2 separate regions of the Homo sapiens genome follow, and region 2 is linked to region 1. Evidence: read pairs that join two places in POLR2A ChIA-PET (ENCODE). Cell type or tissue: IMR-90. All regions are shown on one strand. Each heading gives the region's core, and the rest is flanking DNA. Links, peaks and the distances in the headings are about the cores only. Region 1 overlaps FMN1 (formin 1). Region 2 has its middle 4.8 kb from the start of GREM1.

Region 1 (5,390 bases), core at 165-5,164:
TTGGGCAGCCTCCCTCAGTGGAGTGAATCAGAATCATGGGATTCCCCTGGACTCCAGCTTCCTGGTGGGTTTATTTTTATGGAACATTCCTCTGGAGAAAGAGGCAGCCGCTCTGTAAAGGGCTAGACCTCTTCTGCACGTGATCAAAGTAGCCCTAGAGAATATCTTCTTGTATGGAATGATTTTTATGACATGATGGCTTTGGGAGTTTTCTTGAAAAATTAAAGGAAGAATCTTTCTAAGGAGTCCTACTACCATGAAAGGAAACTATCAAAAACATCCCAGGCAGATAAGAACTAAATCAGTTTTAAAGTCACCAAGAAAACAACACTTCCATGGCCTCATTTGATCTTTAGCACTTGACCAGGAAAACTAGAGCTATCTTTTAGGCTTAATTCCAACGACTTCCCCATTTTGGCGTTCTTTCTGTAGCTTAACTTCTTAAACAAGTGGCTACAGAATCTTTCTCCATTTACCTCACGCCTCTCCAAGCTGGCTTTTTCCCCGCACCCCCAACTTCCCTGGAACTGCTTTTGAGATTACAAGTGACCTCTGTGTCACTAGAATCAGTGTTATTTCTCTGTCTTCATCTCACTTGATCCTTCTGCACAGAGCTGACTGCTCTTTCTTTCCTGCAATTCTGTTTTCTTCTCAGGTCATGTAACTCCAGACCTTCACTTTCCTACTGACCAGCTCTTCTCTGTTCATTGCTGGCCTCTCCTCCACTGTGCACATGCCCCAGGGTTTGTCCTGCAACACCTTCTCTTCCTTGGCTGTATTCTCCCCATGGCAATTCATATTTTGCTATCACTTTAAATACCAATTTTATACCAATGACTTCCTGGCATGTGTGTCTACTCCAGCCATGAGTCCCAGACTGCAGACTTTTATATATACTTGAGTGTCTAATTCACATTTCAAACTTAATGTGCTCTAAATAACACCTTTGATTTTCCACCTCGAGCTTGCTCATGACTCCCTCCCTTACTCTGATTAAATCTCTAGTCAAATAGCTTCACAGTGAGACTTTTCCTAACTACTTTAAGTAAAATTGCAAGCCCCTTATGTCTGTGACACTTTTCCTAACCAGGCTGGTCACCAGCCTTTTCACCGTTCACCTGAGTGTGTAACCTGGGATACCTTTGGGGCCCAGAAGCTTTTCTCCCCTACGCACACTCTTTCCTTTACACCAAAATCTGAATGCAGAACACCAGTGATCTGAGGAGAGAAGGTCCCACAGCTCCAGACATGCTACACCACTTAACTCATTCAAATGGCCCGTGCGTTCTCATCATGTATTACTTTTATTCATGACATTTCACCTTAATTCTCTTTCCTCACTGTGGTTGAGGGCTAGCTCCTCCTTGACCTTTGCAGTTCAACTCATAAGTTTTCTCTCCTGGAGAGCCTTTCCTGGCTACTAACTCCTGGCCCAGTCTGAAATAGAGGCCTATACCCAGCGTTCCATCACACCACACTATATCACAATTTGTTCATTTCCTTGTTTCTCATTGTTGCTAGACTGTGAATGTTTTTTAGAGGAGAAATGACCAGTAGGTCTCATTAAATATTTGTCCCCAACATTTAGCTCAGTGGCATACAGCAGATACTTGGTAAGTATTTTGAATGTATGAATGTTTATGGAACCCGGACAGGGATTTAAAAAAAAATGTGTATCTCGTATCTGAATGAGTGAATGTGAGTGAAAGTGGGTGAATGAGTGAATGTCAGTGTACTTGTGTCTTCTCCAGCCCCTGCCTCCATCTACATGTATTATACAAATGAAGAGAGATGTTTTTCACGTGTCGGTGTATGTGCATATGTCTGTGTCTACATATACATACATACAGTCATGTGTCACTTAACAACTGGGATATGTTCTGAGAAATGTGTCGTTAGGCAATATCATCATTGTGCAAACATCATAGAGTGTACTTACACAAACATAGATGGTGTAGCCTACTTCACACCTAAGCTAGATGGTATAGCCTATGGCGTCTACGCTACAAATCTGCACAGGTTTCTATACTGTTACAGTCCCCAACATTATTCAGTAGAATACTGAATATAGTTAACAGTATATTACAGTACTACTGGCTGTACTATACTGTAACTGTATTCAGTATTCTGCTGAATACTGTAGGCAATTATAACACAATGGTAAGCATTTGTGTATCTAAACAAAGGAAAGGTAATGCCTTGCTCTACAGTGTTACAAAGGCTACATCATCACCGGACTATCAGAATTTTTCAGCTTCATTATAATTTTATGGCACCATTGTTTTATATGTGGTCCATTATTGACAGAAGCATCATTCTGAGGTACATGAGTGTACATGTACTACAGCCAAATTCTGTCAAGACACTAATATCCATACTGCACATGTGTAAGTTTCTCCCCTTTAACTGGTAGTTTATTCATTTATTTAGCAAATACCCATGGAACAGCTTTCACTAGATAGACATTACAGTAGATGCTGGAGATTTAACAGTAAGAAAAATACAGTTTCTGCCTAATGAGGGAGACAATCCAATAATCATGAAAAGGGGAAAGGTATACAGTGCTATGACTTTGTAACAGAGGGTCTCTCATCACAGAATGGAAGGTGGAAAAGAAATCCTGATGGCCGGGCGCGGTGGCTCACGCCTGTAATCCCAGCACTTTGGGAGGCCGAGGCGGGCAGATCACGAGGTCAGGAGATTGAGACCATCCCGGCTAACATGGTGAAACCCCGTCTCTACTAAAAATACAAAAAATTAGCCTTTGCACAGGGAGCGGGGGGCAGGGGGCTGAGGCAGGAGAATGGCGTGAACCCATGAGGCGGAGCTTGCAGTGAGCCGAGGAGATCACACGACTGCACTCCAGCCTGGGTGAAAGAGCGAGACTCCGTCTCAAAAAAAAAAAACCTGATGAGACTTCTGAGCTGAGGTCGTAATGATGACTAAGCACTGACTAGGTCCTGGTTACTAGGAAGTGAAGGAGAGTGGCATAGCAGGAGAACACCATAATGGGAAGAAGTGAGCATGTTTGAGGAATGGAAAGAAGGGCCACTGTGGCAGGGAGAGCAGGGTGAGGCTGGGAAGGCAGGCAAGACGTAGCGCATGGAGGGCCTTGCAGGCCAGCTTGAGGGATTGAAGACAACCTCTCAGAGTAATAGAGGTGCCTGCAGGTTTAAGCAGGGGACTGGCATAATGAGATTTTATAAAGGTCACTTTGACTCAGGTATGGAGAACAAATCAGAGAGAGGCAGGGTGGATATGGGAAGAACAGTTAGGCTGAGACTATAGCAGCCTGGTGAAGAGTAATGAATTCAGGAGTTCCGTAGGAGGTGAAACTGTGGGCTAGCTGTGTAAACTTGGGAGACACATCCCAGATATGGTTACTGAAATGTTTACCTGGATGACATTGTCTAGACAGAGAGCATAGCATGGGAGGAGGAGCAGCCTTATGCCAAACCCTAGAGAACTTTAACGTTTAATGACTCTGTATAGGAAGATGAGGCTGCATAGGAAACAGGGCAGGCAGAAGTAGGAGGAAAGCCCACAATGGGGAACACAGACGCTAAGGGACAAAGTGTTTTACAAAGGAGAAGTAGTCAAGATGCAGAATCCTGCTGGGTTGTCAGCGAAGGAGATACAAAATGAGGACACTGCCCACAGGATGGGTTAATTAGTGACTTCAGAGTGCTTTCTCAGTGTCACAATGGGGAGGAAGTAAATTTCAGTGGGTCATGAAACAAGAAATAGGAAAAAGTGAGTATTGCAAATTTTAAAAGACAGTTGGACTGGGAAAATGATTAGACTGTAACATGATTTGTTTATTAAACACACAAACATTAGGAATGTCAGTTATTCAAAGAGTTTGTGAGGTTGCTGTTATTGTTTAGCTCTTCTTGGAAACAAAGAATAAAGCCGCGTACAGTATGTTATCTAGCCAGCCTTTCTACTGTTTGATTATTTAAAATAGCTGAAGAATATTTTGGCTAGCGTTTTACTATTCAGCATACAAAATGCTTTTTTTTCACATGTTTATTTAGTCCTCACAAGATTTTATGTATCAAGAAACTAAGAGTCAGATATTAAATAACTTTTCCAGCCAAATAGAGTGTATGAAAAACTAAGAATAAATGCATCTTTAAATCAAGAGTAGTTCAAAGGGGAAATTTTTTTTCTTTTTTCTTTTTTTTTATTATACTTTAAGTTCTAGGGTACATGTGCACAACGTGCAGGTTTGTTACATATGTATAGATTTGTCATGTTGGTGTGCTGTACCCATTAACTCGTCATTTACATTAGGTATATCTCCTAATGCTATCCCTCCCCACTCCCGCCACCCCACAACAGGCCCCGTTGTGTGATGTTCCTCAAAGGGGAAATTTTTCTAATGTACCAATTGTTGGTGTATATGTGTAAATATATATACATAGCTGTATGCCACAATTAAGAATGTGCGAAAGCTATTGTTTTAATTTTCCAAAAGTTAGCACTTTTAATTTAAATGCTTTACTTGTATTTCTATTATTGAGTTCAGTTATTTTTAGTAGGTATTTTATTTTATTTTATTTTTTTTTTTTTTTTTGAGGTGGAGTTTCACTCTTGTTGCCCAGGCTGGAGTGCAATGGCATGATCTCAGCTTACCACAACTTCCGCCTCCCAGGTTCAGGTGATTCTCCTGCCTCAGCCTCCTGAGTAGCTGGGATTACAGGCATGCGCCACCACGCCTGGCTAATTTTGTATTTTTAGTAGAGACAGGGTTTCTCCATGTTGATTAGGCTGGTCTCGAACTCCCAACCTCAGGTGATCTGCCCGCCTTGTCCTCCCAAAGTGCTGGGATCACAGGCGTGAGCCACCTTGCCCGGCCAGGTCTTTTATTTTAATAACGTTTGTTGCTACTTTTTGAAGATTGACTAATATGTTTAATTTCTCAATTACATGTGCATCTCAAACTCATTTCCCACTTTTGATTCCTAGTTTAGTAATATTGTAAGTATTATAATGAAGACATAGTTGCACCTAAGATTTTTAAAATTATTTACCTTATATAAAGAAGTACAGATGAGGCATTCTTCATTTATCTGTTCATTATAGTTCCAGTTTAAGGCTGACTTTCTAATTAGCTTTAGGCAGCTTTATTAAGATGAAATCACATTCCACATAATTCACCCATTTAAAGTGTACAATCTGATGACTTTTGGTGTATTCACAAAGTTGTACAACCATTGCCACAATCAATTTTTTGAAATTTTTATTACTCCAAAAGGAAAACTTTTCTCCCTTACCCCCTTAGCTGTCACCTCTCTCTCTCTCCCTCTTTCTCTCCTAGTCCTCAGCCACTACTAATCCGCTTTGTCTCTATAGATTTGCCTACTGGGACATTTCATGTGAGTAGA
Region 2 (5,390 bases), core at 78-5,077, 150 kb after region 1:
AGGGCAGGGATTTTGTCTAGGTCACTTTGATTACATGAAGCACATAGAATATAGATTGTCTAACACAGCACTCAGATTCAATAAATAGTTGTGGATTGAGAATGTTGAGCACATTCCCACTAAGATTGTCAGCTGAACCAAATGCTGAGGGTATAACCATCGTGGATAGGATAAACACAGGCCCTCACCTCAAAGAATTTATAGTCTAGTATGTTTGTAAATATTTATATAGAAACACAAGTTTTTTGCCCAATATTTGTGTTTCCACAGCTCCTAACAAGTTCTTGCAAACCATTGTCCAATCAGGAGGAAGGCATAAGGATAAAAACTCCCTAGACCGCTCTAAACATGGTTACATAACTAAAACCTGCTTTTAGTAAGGGGAGAAGAAGTAGAATGACTCGATGTAGTCATGCCTAAACCATGATGCCTAAACCACGATCACTAAATGATTAATTTTATTTAATGAAAGTACTTTCAAACTACTTTGAGGTTGTGAGAAGAGTAGATTCTGCTCAGCCACTGGTTCGTAAAAGTAAAGTCCATTTCCTCTTTTTTTGCCCACCTGTGTTTGGAATGTGCTAGCCTCTCTGTAACCCCAAGAAGCTAAAAGAGGGCTACTCCCCAGGTTTGGAGAATAACTTTGAAGACCTTTAGAGAAGAGTTTTTACTTAGATCTGCAAAAGCTATTTACAGCTGTTCATCCAATTGCAGAGACTACGTATGCTGTCTTGCATAGGATTAAAAAAGAATAAAGCCCTTTACACAGTTGGAACTGACCTTGTATGCCCTTTCTAAAGAAAAAAAGTATTAACCTATAAACTTGATAATGATTAAGTAAAAACATATTTACAAGAGTCAAATACCAGTTAAATGGATCATATTCAGAATGAATTTTTCTTATAAGTTAGTAAGAAAAAAATCCCCACAAATAACCCAATAGGAAAAAAAAATTGCACATGGCCAAAGCACATGGGCAGGTAATTCACAAAAAAGAAACCTGGACAGCCAGTAAATATAAAAAGATGCAACATTACACCAGTAAATCAGAGAAATATAAACTGAAATGAGAAGATACTGTTGCTTATCTACAAAGTTACCAAAGATCTAAAAGTCTGACAATATCCAGCAATGGAAAAGGTAGAGAGAAGCAAGCAAGCAAATGCATTGCTAGTGAGAGGGTAAATTAGTACCATCATTTCAGAAAGTAATTTGTCAATTTGCATTAATATTAAACATGCACTTAGTATGCCACCCAGACATTACACTTCTAGGTAAACACCTTAGAAAAATTTGAACGTGTGTATGAGGACTAGAAACTTGTATAAGCATGTTTATCAAGGTATTGTTTGTAACAATCTTAATGTCCATCAACAAATATAGGAGAAGGCATAAGAAATTATTTTATTCATATGGCAAAATGCTACATAGCTAATAAAAGAAATTGATTAGATTTTTATATTTTAACATAGAGCTCAAAACATAGAGATGCTTTTTTTTAAAAAAAAAAGGAAGCTGCAGAATGATATAAGTAGTATGATACCATTATGTGTATTTTATAGTAAACATATAAAAATAGCATAAATTGCTTGTGAAACATATGGTCATGTGCATGGATAAATAGTGACTTGGAATCCATACCTTTAATGATGTTCACCAGAATGAGGAGGGGAGGAGGTGGATCAGGCATGGACGACAAAAGAAATTTCAACATTACAAACCATTTAAAAATCTTATGTCTTAAAAAAAATCTTGAAAGAAATATGACAAAATGTGGACAATTTGAATTTCTGGGTGATGGGTACATGGATGTGTTTGCTAGATAACTCTCTCTACATGTTGATAATGTTTTAAACCCTCAAATTTAAAACAAATGTGATGTTTCTATTATGATTTCAAGAGTGATTTTGAGCATCATTTGTAAACTGAACATTTTTGCTTCCCATGTGTTCTTTGTAACAAGCTCCAATCTGAGTAGGCATGCTTTCAGAATGCAAACAAGCCCTTATGTAAGTGTGTATGTCTGCTGACCTGTCTGAGGTGTATGCCTAACCAGTTTCCTGTGTATGGAAAATGCACGTGCATGTGAAAATTCTGGACAATGTTGCCAAATACAGGTATATGGAATGAGTTATTCAGGACCATTGTAATACAATTCTTGCCCTATTTCATGCACATATTTATTGCATATACTCCACGTGCAGTGCAGTATCAAAAGGTGAAGGCTTCAAACTGTGAACATAATCCTTCACAGTCAATAGTTCTGGCACAGTGGGAAAAAGCACGGAACTCGGAGTCAGGAAAGTCAGAGTAAATTCCTGATACTTCCCCTTAGAAGCTGAATGTCTCAATTAGGTATTTAAAGCCTCTGGGCTGAAATTCAACCATCTGTATTATAGGAATGGTGATAACACCCACTTCTGGGTAGATGCTGGAATTAAGTAAAACAAGCTCTGTGAAAGTGCCAGGCACCTAATAAACATCAGTGTCTGCATAGATACTAGAGTTCAACTGGGAGCTAACACAATAAAACAGTAAGTCTAATATCAGCGTCTGCTGGGTCTTATGTATCTTTTTTTTTTTTTTTTTTTTTTTTTTTTGAGGCGGAGTCTTGCTCTGTCGCCGAGGCTGGACTGCAGTGGCGCGATCTCGGCTCACTGCAAGCTCCGCCTCCCGGGTTCACGCCATTCTCCTGCCTCAACCTCCCGAGTAGCTGGGACTACAGGCGCCCGCCACCACGCCCGGCCAATTTTTTGTGTTTTTAGTAGACACGGGGTTTCACCGTGTTAGCCAGGATGGTCTTGATCTCCTGACCTCGTGATCCACCCACCTCGGCCTCCCAAAGTCCTGGGATTACAGGCGTGAGCCACCGCGCCCGACCGGGTCTTATGTATCTTTATATTCACTCTGGGTAACGCAGGGGTGGCACACGGCAAATGCTTGACAAAGCTATGAAATGAGTACTTGCACAGGGAGAAGGAAGGAAGGGAGGAAGAGAGGAGAAGAAAATAAGGGGAAAAGAAAGAGATAGAGGAAGAGATAAAGAGAGGGATGGAGGGAGGAAGGAAGGAAAGAAGGGAGAGAAAGGGAAGGAGGAAGACAGGAAAGAAAATGAGTGATACCTTCCAGTAAATGGCACAACAACTTTTTTTTTTTTTTTTTTTTTTTTGTAAAACCAGTAAACAGTTTTACCAAACACTTCTGGCTCTTTTTTGCCTGCACTACAAGAATCATGCTAACCTAAAGTTACCCTTCTCAGAATGGTTCCACTGCAGTGATAGAAGCTAAGAATAAGAGACCAGAAGATGCCCAAATGTGTAGTCAGACAGGCTGAAACTCCCATCCAAGAGACTGGGGAGTGAAACAAGACAGAAAGACAGAGACAGCAATGTATTTCTTAGCCAAAATTCACATACCCAGTGCCTAAATGTAACAGAGTCTGTGTGAAACAAGGCTCCTTCCTTTGTCTGCAGACAGGGTAACCTGTTACGTTTGAAAGGTTTATACCGAATGTATTTGTTTTGAGCTCTTTGATGTGACCTCACTCTTGGGAAAAAAATGTGATGGGACTTTATTCAGTTAATAATTTTGTGTTTTCCCTTATAGCTTGTGTTCTTCATTTTCTAAATTTTTTTTGGTGGAGGGTTTCTCTTTGAAAAAAGCTCATTTTAATGCAATTTTAAAATGCTAGTGCCTTGGGGAAGATCTGTTGAAAGTACCTATTAAACTGAAGGTTGCAAGGTTTTACCCCGCTGTCTCTGGCTATCCTGCTCCTCACTTTTTTTTTTTTTTTTTTTTTTTTGACTTTTGGCTTATTTAGTCCCTTCCCAGTCTTTGTTTCCTTGATGTCTCTGCTATTTACCAGAAGTCATTTTAGGATTCACGTTTTCACTCTTGTGTCCTTTTTTGAAGGCATGGAAGTATACGTGTGATTTTGCTCTTGCTGCCGCTCTCCTAATATGTCACTTGGACTGATTCATTACATCTTATAAAATATTTTATAACATGAAGTTATTGTAAAAATATTACAAACTCATCACAGAAAACTTGGAAATAGAGAAAAATACAAAGAAAATAAAAGTATGCCGTAATCTCACAATCCCCAAATAACCACTGTTTGCTCACACACACTGTATATATATGTACATATATGGATTTCCTTCTAATTATATAGTGTGTGTATATGTGTGTGTGCATGTGTATGTGTGTGCATGTGTATGTGAGAGAAAGAGAGAGAGAGAGAGAAGATGCTGTATATAATAAGATGCTTTATTTAACTTTTAAATTTAACCTAATATTTTGATTATTTTTGCGGACATTATTAAAATTCTTCAAAAATATCAGTTTAAGAGTAGTATAATATTCTCTTGTATGAATAACATACTATAACACTTTATTTTTTCTTATAGGATTAACAATGTGTGTGTGTATGTGTGTGTGTGTGTGTGTATACATACATTTCTTAAAGTGGCCTTTTATTAATTACTTAATGTGTACCAAACACGAGGCTTTATATGCATTATCTAATTTAATTACCTTAACACTCTTACGAAATTGCTACTATTGTTTGTTCTGTTTTAAAGATGAGAAAGCTGATGTCTAGAGAGGTTGTATGACTGTCTCAAGGGCACACAGCTATATGAAGCAGTGACAGCTGCTGACCCCTGAGCCCCATACACTGAGCTTCTACCCTCTATACTGTGAACAAGAGTCTACACCATACACTGTTAGAACTGGTATTCAAATACCACTATTTTTTCATGAAAGAAAACTATTCCTAAGTGCGAAATGACTTAAATAATTTGATAGTTGGTATTGTCAAAACATTTGGTTGTGTAAAATATGAACACACATATGAGGAATATGGGTTTCGATATCACATGAGTTTACTCATAAAGAATGCTGAACACATGGCCATTGAAAACCCATATGCCACCGGGCACAGTGGCTCACGCCTGTAATCCCAGCACTTTGGGAGTCCAAGGCAGGTGGATCACGAGGTCAGGAGATCGAGACCATCCTGGCTAACACGGTGAAACCCCGTCTCTACTAAAAATACAAAAAATTAGCTGGGCGTGGTGGCGGGCGCCTGTAGTCCCAGCTACTCGGGAGGCTGAGGCAGGAGAATGGCATGAAGCCGGGAGGTGGAGTTTGCAGTGAGCCGAGATTGCGCCACTGCGCTCCAGCCTGGGTGACAGAACGAGACTCCATCTCAAAAAAAAAAAAGAAAGAAAAAAAAAGAAAAGAAAAAGAAAAAAAGAAAACCCATATGGCCTGTCTTGAGGTTTCCTACAAAAACCAAAGCCTGCCTTATTGCCATTAGTTATTAATGACTGTATCAGTCTCTCTCTGTCTATCTCTCTCTCTCTCTGTCTGTCTGTCTGTCTCTC

Evidence for each region. ChIA-PET counts read pairs that join two places held together with the same protein. Peaks named below come from ENCODE experiments on the same cell type or tissue, not always from the same donor. Only the 100,000 strongest peaks of a DNase experiment are listed, where the experiment ranks them.
Region 2: POLR2A ChIA-PET joins it to region 1 with 8 read pairs; 5 of 35 experiments call an interaction of 5 or more read pairs at or near these places.

The regions. Positions count from the first base shown.
Region 1 is chr15:32,865,026-32,870,415 of GRCh38, reverse strand. All of the region lies in intron 16 of FMN1 (formin 1), which reads left to right. Among named protein-coding and RNA genes, the nearest start is that of GREM1-AS1, 150 kb to the right of the region's middle. In IMR-90, for the core only: no CTCF peak of the experiment used is centred there; a DNase peak (open chromatin) is centred at 2,945; H3K27ac peaks cover 4,323 bases.
Region 2 is chr15:32,710,519-32,715,908 of GRCh38, reverse strand. No RefSeq gene overlaps it. Among named protein-coding and RNA genes, the nearest start is that of GREM1, 4.8 kb to the left of the region's middle. In IMR-90, for the core only: no CTCF peak of the experiment used is centred there; a DNase peak (open chromatin) is centred at 338.